Regions from separate parts of the Mus musculus genome. Here region 1 is linked to region 2. Evidence: chromatin loops called from intact Hi-C (ENCODE). Cell type or tissue: left cerebral cortex. All regions are shown on one strand. Links, peaks and the distances in the headings refer to the core of each region. The heading gives the core; the rest is flanking DNA.

Region 1 (5,377 bases), core at 82-5,081, 260 kb before region 2:
AATGTGTTTGCACATGTGTGCTGACATGTGTACCTGTGTGTAGTGCATGGGGCCCTCAGCAATGGATGCTGACATGCCTTATTCCATGTTGTCTCCACTGCTTTTCCCAAGACATAGTCTCTCAGGTAGCTGACTGTGTCCACTAGCCTGGGTGGACATGTCAGTGTTTCCCATGATCCCTCTGTACTTTGCTCCCCAGCTCTGGAGTTACAGGCATACATCACCATTCTTTCTCTCTCTCTCTCTCTCTCTCTCTCTCTCTCTCTCTCTCTCTCTCTCTCTCAATATGGGTGCCAAGAATCTGAACTCAGGACTTCTTTACCCCCTGAGCTATGTTTCCAGCTTAAGTAAGATTTGTGTTAAATGTCATCCATAGTCTTGCATTAGTGGATCATGTATGGATGGTAACTTTCCACCCTGGCACTGTTAAAATTCATAATCCTGGGGACTGGAGAGATGGCTCTGTGGCTAAAAGCACTTGTTGCTCTTCAAGAAAATCCAGTCTAGGCTGGATTCCTAGCACCCCACATGGCTGCTGGCACTGTTGGTCACCTTAGTTCCAAGGGGAATCCAATGCCCTCTTCTGACCTCCAAGGGCACCAGGCATACACGTGGTGGGCAGACATACCTGAAGGCAAAACACCCACGCACATAAAATTATATATAAAAAATGTAATCCTGGATCCTTGGAAAGTGGAAATTGGGAAACTTGTTTTAAGTTAAGGAAATCATGAATACCCACATAAACTTTTGACTCCGGAAATGCAGCATTAATGTAAGACGAGCTAATTAGTGAGTCTGGACAGAGTTTCTGCAAGTTTCTTCCACACTTTAGGGGCTGGGACTAATCGGAAGTGCAAAGAGTCCCCTTTTGACTTTGTTTTATTGTTAAAGCACAGTTTGAGCTTTAGGAATCCAGTCTGAAAGAGGAGTTTCTTCCCCAACCTTACTTCTTCTTAAAGCAGGCTTTGTTTGTTTGTTTGTTTGTTTTAATTTCAGCTTTATTTATTCATTCATTTATATTTATTTAGGTTTATTTTATTTTATGTGTATGAGTGCTTTGCTTTGCATGCATATCTGTGTACCACATATGTGCCTGGTGCCTAAGGAAGTGGTGAGCCTCCATGTGGGTACTGGGAATCAAACCTGAGTCCTTTGCAACAACAAGTGCTCTTAACCACTGAGCCAATTCTCTGGCCCTAAAAGGATTTCAAAAAGGAAGACTGGTTTATCTTTGAGTATTTTGTTGCTCTGGTCTTGAAGGGTGGATTTTGTATCTGGGTTTGTTTCTATAGGCAGTGTGTTTGTTTCTCTGACTTTGGGAGGAGCATAGGCAGCTTATTAAACCAAGCAGGTTGTAAAGATTTAAAATGGAAACATCTCCCAAACCAGTCATGATATATCCACTGACATTATCACTAGCAGAGCCTTCAGAGATGCTGAAGAAAAGCATACACATCCTTGATGTATTAACATCAGCACCAAGGATGCTGTCTTCCAATCATGCTCTTTGGAGATACTGTTAGAAACGGAATCCTGAGTTTGTGGACTACTGATCTCACCCAGAAGAATGTTTTTAAAATGTTTTAATTCAAATTAACTTTGAATCCAGAGACTCGGCCATGATTTTAGTTCTTAATCTGGGCCTCCCCCTCAACTTTTTGATCTGAGTTTTGGTTGACTTTGAGGTCTTTGGGACTGGTTTAGACTCCTGGCTGTCTTATTCTTCTGGCCAGTGTGAATGTTCACAACAGATCTTCTGTACGGAGTCAAATGACTTAAACCCATGTACTATCTTGTATGTAATAACTACAATATGCTGCCTCAATGATGCTTATAGATAGATAAATTCATCTGACACATTCATCCATTTAGAGATTTATTATTTCTGGGCACAGGGAGCTAATGGGGACTCACAGTTCCTAATTCCCTTTCCATATTCTGCAGCAAAATGAGAAAAAAAAACCCTCATTTTATTTCCCCTTCATCCTCATTCCTCCCCTCCCCCTTTCCTCTGTCATCCCCCCTCCCCCTCCCCTCCCCCTTTCCTCTGTCTTCCCCCATCCCCCTCCCCTCCCCCTTTCCTCTGTCTTCCCCCCCTCCCCTCTCCCTTTCCTCTGTCATCCCCCATCCCCCTCCCCTCCCCCTTTCCTCTGTCTTCCCCCATCCCCCTCCCCTCCCCCTTTCCTCTGTCTTCCCCCCTCCCCTCCCCCTTTCCTCTGTCATCCCCCTATCCCTTCTTCCCTCTTCCCTTTTTCCTTCCCTCCCTTCCTTCCTCCCTCCATTTTTCCTTCCTCCCCTCCCTCTCTCCTCTTCCTCCATGCCTTTTCTTTCCCTTTCTTCCTTCTTTTCTATGTGGGAGAATTAAATCCAGGGCCTTGCATAGGCTAGCTATCTCCGAGTTACATCTCTACCCTCGAATATTTAAGGTCAGAAAGATTTGAGTTTGGTTTCTGATGTTTCCCATTTATTAACTGTGTGACCTTGGGTAAATGACTAAGTTTCTCTGGGGCTAAGGCTTCCTCCTTCGTGAGCTGGGGCGATGACTCTAACTGGGGAAGATTAAATGAGATAATGTGGTCGACCAGTCTGGAGCTGACTGAGTTTCTGATCAACATTCATCTGTCTTATTGTTGGCCCTTCCCACATTCCTGCATGCCCTCTGCCTCTTAACCCCTGTAGCCACGGATGGCAGTCAAGGGGTCTTAAGACTATCCACACACAGTAACAAATGATGTGTTTCTTAACCAGATTTTAGCAACTTACATGGTCTGGTTTGAAAAGAAAAGCCATTCAGTAGACTTGACAGCCAAAGACCTGTTCCCCATTAAGCCTGGCGTAGAACCTGTTCCATATTAAGCTATGAAAAGATTGCATTAAACTTCACATTGCTACATATTGTCTAAGATTTGTGTTTTGATTTAATACTCCCAGCTTTCAGTAGAATGGGGAAAAAAAAATCTGACCAAAAAACAAAGCAAAACAAAGGGAGGCTTTTATCTGCTACAGGGGCAGCCCTTGAGTACTGGGGCTCAGCTCGCTGCTGTTTTATTGAGTCACCGCTTCTCGCCCACCTTTTCCTGTCTTGTAACAGTTTGCAGTTCTAACTATCTGACATGACTAACCATTGCAAATCTAACTGATTACAACTGTCAGTGCATCTGTAGAACAGAGGCCGGCATCTCCTGGAGAAAGCAGACGCTCAGATCCCTTACCACACTCTCTTCCCTGCCCCCTCCCATTCCTCATCACGTTTAAAGCTCATTAATTTGAAGCATCAGAGGGAATGCAGCCTTGCAGAAACTCTCTTTTAAAAGTAAAACATGTTTGCGTCGAGAGGTGTCATGCTTGCTTAGCAGAAACTAAGTCACCCTAGGGAGATCCTTCCAGATTTATTGATGAGATGTGTGGTAAGGGAGGGGAAAGACTGCTTGGAGATGAAATCATCTCCCCCAGGCGCATGAAGGCCTGGAGACACGGGCTCCCCTAGAAATGATTGCCATAGGAGCTTCCCGCTTTCATCTTATGGAAGTTTATCTGAGCAGCTCAGTGCTAAGGCCCTGTGATGTAAGTAACGCCACCAGTAATAATTTACCATTGTTCTCTCAAGGGGTCATGACCTTATCCTAAATAAACACTTCTAAAATTGTCTGCCCTCACGCTGGGATGTGCTCCTGACGTTGGAGAACGTTGGAGAAAAATGGAAAAAAAAAATCAGAGATGCCTCTTGAAGCAGCCCCAGAGTTTTGGTTCTGTTACCAAAGAGATTGTTTGGGAGTGGGGGTAGAGGTGGGGGTGGGGGTAGAGGTGGGGGTGGGGGTAGAGGGTAGAGGCTGCGTGCAGAGAACCGCAGGAGAGATGCTGATCAAATTTACAGGTGTTCTTGAGTGGCTGTCAGAGGGTTTCTGGTTTAGGGGACCAATTCCTGATTGGTTGCTGCCTCAGAGATGCCATGGTGAGATTTGGATGTCTGTATTATTGTAAGGTCATCACTGCTACCCATTTATAGTCACCGTTTCCTCTCTTAAATCTGCAGGCAAGAGTTTCACCTTGACCATAACAGTCTTCACAAATCCTCCCCAAGTGGCCACTTACCACAGAGCTATTAAAGTGACAGTGGACGGTCCCCGGGAACCAAGAAGTAAGTGCCTACCTTTCTATTGAAAATGCTAATAGAGTTTGTGGGGACCCTGTGAAGAATTCACTCTGAAGGTGTTAGTGTCACTGTCACTACACATGGCCTCTGCAAACTTTATCGTACTTTATTTTTGAATACATTTCAGGGAAGGGCAGTTCATAGAACTTTACAGTTAATAGAAAATAAAATTATAGCTTAGTCTTTCCCATAGAACTGCTTTATAACTTTGGGGAACAAGTGGATAGCTATTCAGTCATGATAACTTTTTAGCTAAGGCACTCCGCTCATCCCTTCTGTGCAGTGGGAGGGGCCAAAGAGACCCACGAGGCTGAGGAAGCAAACTATAAACTTTAAAATCTTGAGCTTAGTAAAAAAGCATTTGTGTGTGTTTCCCATGGCCCAAGAATGCGGTGTTTTTTTTTTTTTTTGTTTTGTTTTTTTTTTTTTTTTTAAGCTCGCCCACTCAGTTCCCTTTATAAAGAGCACAGGACTTAATTACAAAGAATTTATTTGCAAATGATAACTTGCTTCATCATTACAAACACGGTTGTCTGGCCATTTTCTAGTAACTGTTTTGGATAGTTTCTTTAACAGAGAGATAGATACAAGCTAGGTTCATGTCCACCTTGGTTTCTTTGTCTATGTCTTGCAAAGCTTTATCTGGTGCTCAGCTGCAGGTAGTGTCTCTGTCTAGGCCAGGATTTATTCTCTTCCTGAATCTGGGTCAGACCTGACTGACTTCCACTGCCGCCCACAGTGACTTGAGCAAGCCTGGCACTAAAATACATCTACAGAGCAAAGGTTATTCCAAGTCGAGGTGAGACGAGTTCTGTAGCACATAATATAATGTAAATAGCATAGAATGGGCTGCCTTTGCAGGCTGAATACATTGGAAGTCCCAGGCATTGCAATTAGGAGGTTAAATTTGGCTTTTGATGGGGGCAGGCAGCAATGGAAGTGTTTGTTCTAACTTGATCTTCCACCTAGACAGTGAGGACGGATTCTTTCCATCCCCAGAAGTAAGGGAGGAGGCCTAGAGGGCTTCGCCTCTTCCTGTACTGTGCATCTTTTAGCAATGGGATCAATCTTACAGTAGCCCCCACCCCCACCTCCATCTCTTATGCCCCTGTCTTTGTCACAAAGGCTTGCCTGAGCAAGGGAGGTTTTCTGCCCCAAAGAAATCTTTGAGGCTTGTTTTTTTCTTCCTTTCATGTATAAGGCTTTCTTCCAAATTCCTAA
Region 2 (5,377 bases), core at 319-5,318:
CCATTAAAATTATTTTATTGTTATGATTTTTGTCTAGAACAGTAGTAATTAATTTTACTCTAGGTCCATAGGCTGTCTAGTCTCTGGTACTTGGTCACCCAAGCAGTGTCACATATGGGTTCCATCTCATGGGGTGGGCCTTAAGTCAAATAAGTTATTGGTTGGCAACTCCTATAAGCTTTGTGCCACCATTGTCCTGGCTTTCTTGCAGGCAGAACAGCATTGTAGATCAAAGCATTTGTGGTTGAGTTGGTGTTTACGTTTCTATTTGGTAGCTTGCAGAATAGCGTTCTGTACCAAAGACACTAGACTGTAGGTGTGATGTTAGCCTGATTTCTTATATCACTCATGCACCAAGAATGTCACCACCCACAGTGGGCTGGGCTCCCGCACATCAATCATTAATTGGGAGAATAATCTATGGACGTGCATGTGTGGAGATCTAGGTAGAAGAATGTTCTGAATTGAAGTTCTTTCCAGATAACTCTAGTTTGTATCAAGTTGACAAAAACCTACCCAGGACACCTTGATACCACAAAAGTCAGAAGGAACTGTAGCACAATTTCATTGGCAAGACCATGATGTCAGGTGACACCTCCTGAGTGCCTATCATACTAGGGGCCACAACACTTAGTACTTTTACCCAGCTTAGGCCAATGAAATTCCAATGAATTTCTAAAAGTAGCATGATGGTCCATGTTGATTTTCAAACTGACAGCATTAAAAATCACCAAGGAAATGCAGGCATATCTGTGAGAGGCTTTCCAGATTGGGAAATTGGGATGGGAAGATCCACTGGGCATATGAGTGGCACCATTTGTTGGAAGGTCTGGGGCCCCAAGCTGAATAAAAAGGAGACGTGAGCTGAGTATCAGCGTTCAGTTCTTTCTGCTGATGTTTCACACACTCAAATGTAACATTAGAATGTAACATAACGACACTATGTTACAGGTGCCTCAAGCTCTGGTTGCCATGACTCCCCCACCCCACCCCTGCCATGATGGACTGTGTTCCCTTGAACTGGGAAGCCAAATCAAATCTTCCCTTAAGTTGCTTTGGTAAGGTTTGGTTTTTTTTGTTTTTTTGTTTTTGTTTTTGTTTTTGTTTTTGCCACAGCAATAAGAAGAGTGCCTAATACCACTCATCCTTGTATTCTAGAGAAGATGGATCGAGGTGAGCTGTCTCTGCTTATTTCAGTTGAAGCTGGGATTTAAGCCAGTTTGCCCTCAAAGCCGGGATGCTTCTCTTTCTGCCCCCTGGATCTCATAATGAACACTATGACTATTTGTTCCTCAATACTTCGTGGCTGTGTTCTCCAAAAACTACTAAGCTTTAGAAAATATTTTGAAAATCCCCACCAAGGTAGACTGAAGCAACTATACCACACTTTGCTTGAGAATTTCCCCCATGACGGGGATGAGCCCCTTCTCACCAACATCCAGCTCATGAGCTCTTGGCTTGCTTTGAGACCACAGAGCAGGGCAGGTGCCTCTGGTTCCCATGGAAGCTGTGACTTCAGAGGCCTCTCTTCTCAGCCCTTCTCCATCCTCTCCTCTCTGCCCAGGAGAAAGGCTGGCCCTGGGGGATGCTGAGAAACTAGATGCAGGCTTGCCTTTTAAATCAGGAGTCCTTACATCTTCAAAAGGACATTACAAGATAAATAGCGTGTCCATGGCTTCTTATTGAGATGTTGTAAAGGACTCACCCTCTCGTCTTCTTTTTCTTCGAGGATGCAGGGGTGGAGGTGGGTGGGGGTGGGTGGGGGCGGAGGTGAGGGTGGGGGGACTTTCTCTGGGTTTCTCCCTCTAATGCTACACTCTCCTTCAATAGGAAACAGGAAGGGAGAAATCACAGAAGTCGGAAATTCTAATGCACTTTTTCTCTTGTGTCAAAGGCTGAGCAAGCCCCAGTCACTCTCAGAAGATGGTGAGAGATTACAGACCCAGGTGCCAATCTGTATTTGAAGAGAAAGATTTTAAACATCACTGTCAACATGAAAAAGAAAAAAGAAAAAAGAAAAAAGAAAAAAAAAAAAAAAAAGGAAAGGGTGAGGGTGTTGGGCCAGGAAAGCAGAACTCTACTTTTCGTTCTTTTGCAGATGATCTCAGTCCTTGATGTCTAGGAAGGGAGAGGACTGGGGAGGGGCAGGGAAGGGGAAACCTCCTCTGGGTTAAGGAGTCTTTTAAAACTGTTGATCTTGCCAGGTTCCAACTTCCGACAGCAGCTAAAATAGTGTTGTCATTTGCAAGCGGGAAGGGACAATTCCTCAGGTTAAATGCACAGGAAGATCGCAAGGGGCTTTCCTGTACCTGTGCAGGGGCTTGGAGCTGCAACCCAACGAATCACGATGAGTGGAGGGTGCATTTGGGGGTCCTGAAAGGATGAAAAGACACATTTCCTCCCCTCAGAGTCTGCACACTCCCAGTGACTAGCTCAAAGAAAGCTGCCTCTGTGCAACATCCCCCTCTGCTGGATTCTTGTGTGGAACACAGCACCCTATAGCCCCGCTGCTGCCCGGAGAAGCTCAGCTGAGCCTGTCTGTTCATTTACACTCACCTGGGGTTGGCCAAGCTGATATCCCTTGCCAGACCCACTATAGCTTTGCCTGCGATGAACTGTTCTTCATCACTCTACCTAGGAAAGATAAGACACATTTCCCAGTGCTATGTGGGTGCTGGGTAGCATCGAGAGTTAGAACTTCAAAGGACGAGGAGTCTCTCAGAGAGGGAGAGCTGCTCCCTGAAGGCACACAGCTGTGAAGAAAAGAAGCTGGGCAGGGACCTCCTTCTTCTGCCTCTCTCTTTAGAACTCTCTCTTGCGACAGAGGAATTCATAAATGTTCATGGTAGATGAGTTTAGAGCTTTTGGTCGTGGAAATCACAGGACCATGTAGGGACAGGTGGTCCTTCTATCAGGCTCTCGTCCTCTGGCTGTGCATATCAGGGAGGAGGTGATATGGCTTTGATTTCATTGTGGAAACGGAATCAGAGTTGGTCTGGTCTGGAGTCCTCAATAATTCACAGACCATAGGTCAAGTGACATGAGAATACCTCTATATCCTGATCAGTCCTATGGCCTGAAACCTCTATAAAAGTGGCTGTGTCCACAGTGGTCTGTCCAGTAGAGTTTTCTGCAATGAGAAAGTGCCCCTTACCTGTGCTGACCAGCCCACAGCCTCATTAGCCACATGTTATTAACTGGCTCTTGAGGCAGGGATGGTATGTCAGGGGAAGTAGATTGAGTTTTATTTAACTTTAATATAAGTATAATTTCAATTTTGCTTAAATTTAAAGAGCCATATGTGTTTTATGGTAACTGAGGAAGGACAGAGTGACAGGGAAAGTTATAGGGACATAGGAACAAAAGAGAATACATCTCTGCCCAGCTGAGAATCAAGAATTCCAACACAGTTAACATTTGCTTCAGGCCTTTCACTCTTCTCAGCTGAAATTCTGCTATTCTCTAGGAATCTCACTAGAATCAATCTGTCTCTGTCCCTGTCCCTGCCTGTCTCTGTCACTCTGTCTCTGTCACTCTGTCTCTTCCTCTCTCCCTCTCCCCCGCCCCCCTCTGTCTCTTTGGTTCTTTTCGAGGCAGGATTTCTCTGTGTAGCATTGGCTGTCATGAAACTTCCTCTGTAGACCAGGCTAGCCTCAAATTCATAGAGATCCACCTGCCTCTGCCTCCCAAGCGCTGAGATCAGAGGTGTGTACTACCAGGGCCTAGTTACTAGAACCTCTCTTTACAGTTAGTTATACATCTCAACCCCCTTGTGCAACATAGTGGCTCCTGGCTTCATTTTATCAAATTGTCACGCCATCCAAGGCATTTCTAGGGTCTCTTTACCTCTCGTTCATCAAAGAAAGCAAGAAAATAAAATGGGGGGGGAGCCTTTTGAGATATAATGAGAACTTCCAATATGATGTATATGACTAATGCTAAGGCACTCACGCTGGGGCTTTTCCTTGAGAAGGCTACACCCACGCTTTCTAGTGCATCTTTACTTCTCAAGTGCCTTGCTTCCTTTTAACGCCCGTCTTTAAAAATCTCTGTTAAAAATGTCTTAATAAACCCAACTCTGCTTTGTGGGACAATGGACTGTACCAGGAAACTTAGTAAGGTTGAGTGGGTCTGAGACCCTAGCACCCAAGTGCCCACCTGAAACAGTAGGTGCTCCCTACCAAATACCTATCCTGAAACACATGATTCCCCACATAGTCAGGTAGCCCAGAACAGAGTTCTCCATGCTAATGAGGTATCTAGAGGCTCTGAGGGTTTAGCCAATGAGCTTCCCTTCCCAGACATTCCTTCCTGCAAAAGGTATTTAATCTCTGGTCCACCCTGAGAAGGTGGTATGCATCCATTTTCCATGGTGACCAAGCAATAAACAGTTTGAAGCCAAGGACTGTCTCTTTCATCAAGAACCACCGTGGAGAACATGGAGAAGGCCTTCCACTACCAAGCTGCACCATCTAAGCCTCCTGCAGAAGGCCCCTCTGTTCTCCCAGACAACCACTGCCAAGCTAAGGATAACCACCCATGAGCTAAGCCAGAGTTCCCATTCACCCGGCACCGGCCTCATTGTAGTCCTCAGGCCAAGGGCCCCCAAGTCTTTTACCAAGGAGTTTGGGAGCCCCTGGGTCTCCCACATCCTAGGCTGCATTTTTCATCCCCTGAGTGGTGTCTTGGCCCTTTGCTTGAGCTCAGCACCCCAACAGCAGAGGCGCAGGGTAAATGCAGTCTAGCGTCTCCCTGTTTCACCTCTGCAGCAGCACATTCACATCCCAGTGGTGGGGAGGGATGCAGACCCACACTGCTTCATACTTGCTCACCCAGAACTTCTTTGCTGGAACAAAGTCAAGGGTCTTGTTTGACTTGTGTCAAAGTCTCTAATGTGTTAACAGATCTCTGAAGGTTCCTTTGGGTAGAGCTGAACCTCCCATCCTGATGCCCACAGACAATGAGCTGTGGGGCATCACAGTCCATCACTGACCGAATGAGGCTCCCCACTATTCCATACTATTTCAGAATCAGCAGGACATTGAGGAGACCCCAGAATAGAGAATGTGGTCATGGAGCAGCAAGCAAAATCCTGGGCTGGGGTTTTGTGCCAGAATAGTCCTGTGGGGCTGGGGAATGCCAGCTTCCTGCTGCTCTGTCCTCACTATGTGATGGACAGGTGGGCTTCTTCCCTATCTTGTTGTCTCTGGGGAATTCTTCATTATCTTTTCCTCTCTGGAAAAACTTATAAGGTAAAACCCACTTACCATGAACTTGGCCTTTAAAAAAAAAGATAATGTTTTAAAGGAGAAACCTGTTAGTTACACTGTATCAGGGACAGCTAAGCTGGGAAGTTAAACTGAGATGACATAACTCT

The links. Hi-C counts contacts between places; a loop is a spot of excess contacts. Peaks named below come from ENCODE experiments on the same cell type or tissue, not always from the same donor. Only the 100,000 strongest peaks of a DNase experiment are listed, where the experiment ranks them.
Region 1: a loop joins it to region 2, with 5 times the contacts of the local background. A loop is called at or near these places in 1 of 42 quality-filtered maps.

What each region holds. Positions count from the first base shown.
Region 1 is chr17:44,715,956-44,721,332 of GRCm38, reverse strand. Runx2 (runt related transcription factor 2) reads left to right here. Exons shown (of 7, transcript NM_001145920.2): 3 at 4,037-4,141. Among named protein-coding and RNA genes, the nearest start is that of Runx2, 18 kb to the left of the region's middle. In left cerebral cortex, for the core only: no CTCF peak of the experiment used is centred there; a DNase peak (open chromatin) is centred at 3,124.
Region 2 is chr17:44,452,949-44,458,325 of GRCm38, reverse strand. No RefSeq gene overlaps it. Among named protein-coding and RNA genes, the nearest start is that of Runx2os3, 110 kb to the left of the region's middle. In left cerebral cortex, for the core only: a CTCF peak has its summit at 2,474; DNase peaks (open chromatin) are centred at 2,472 and 3,946.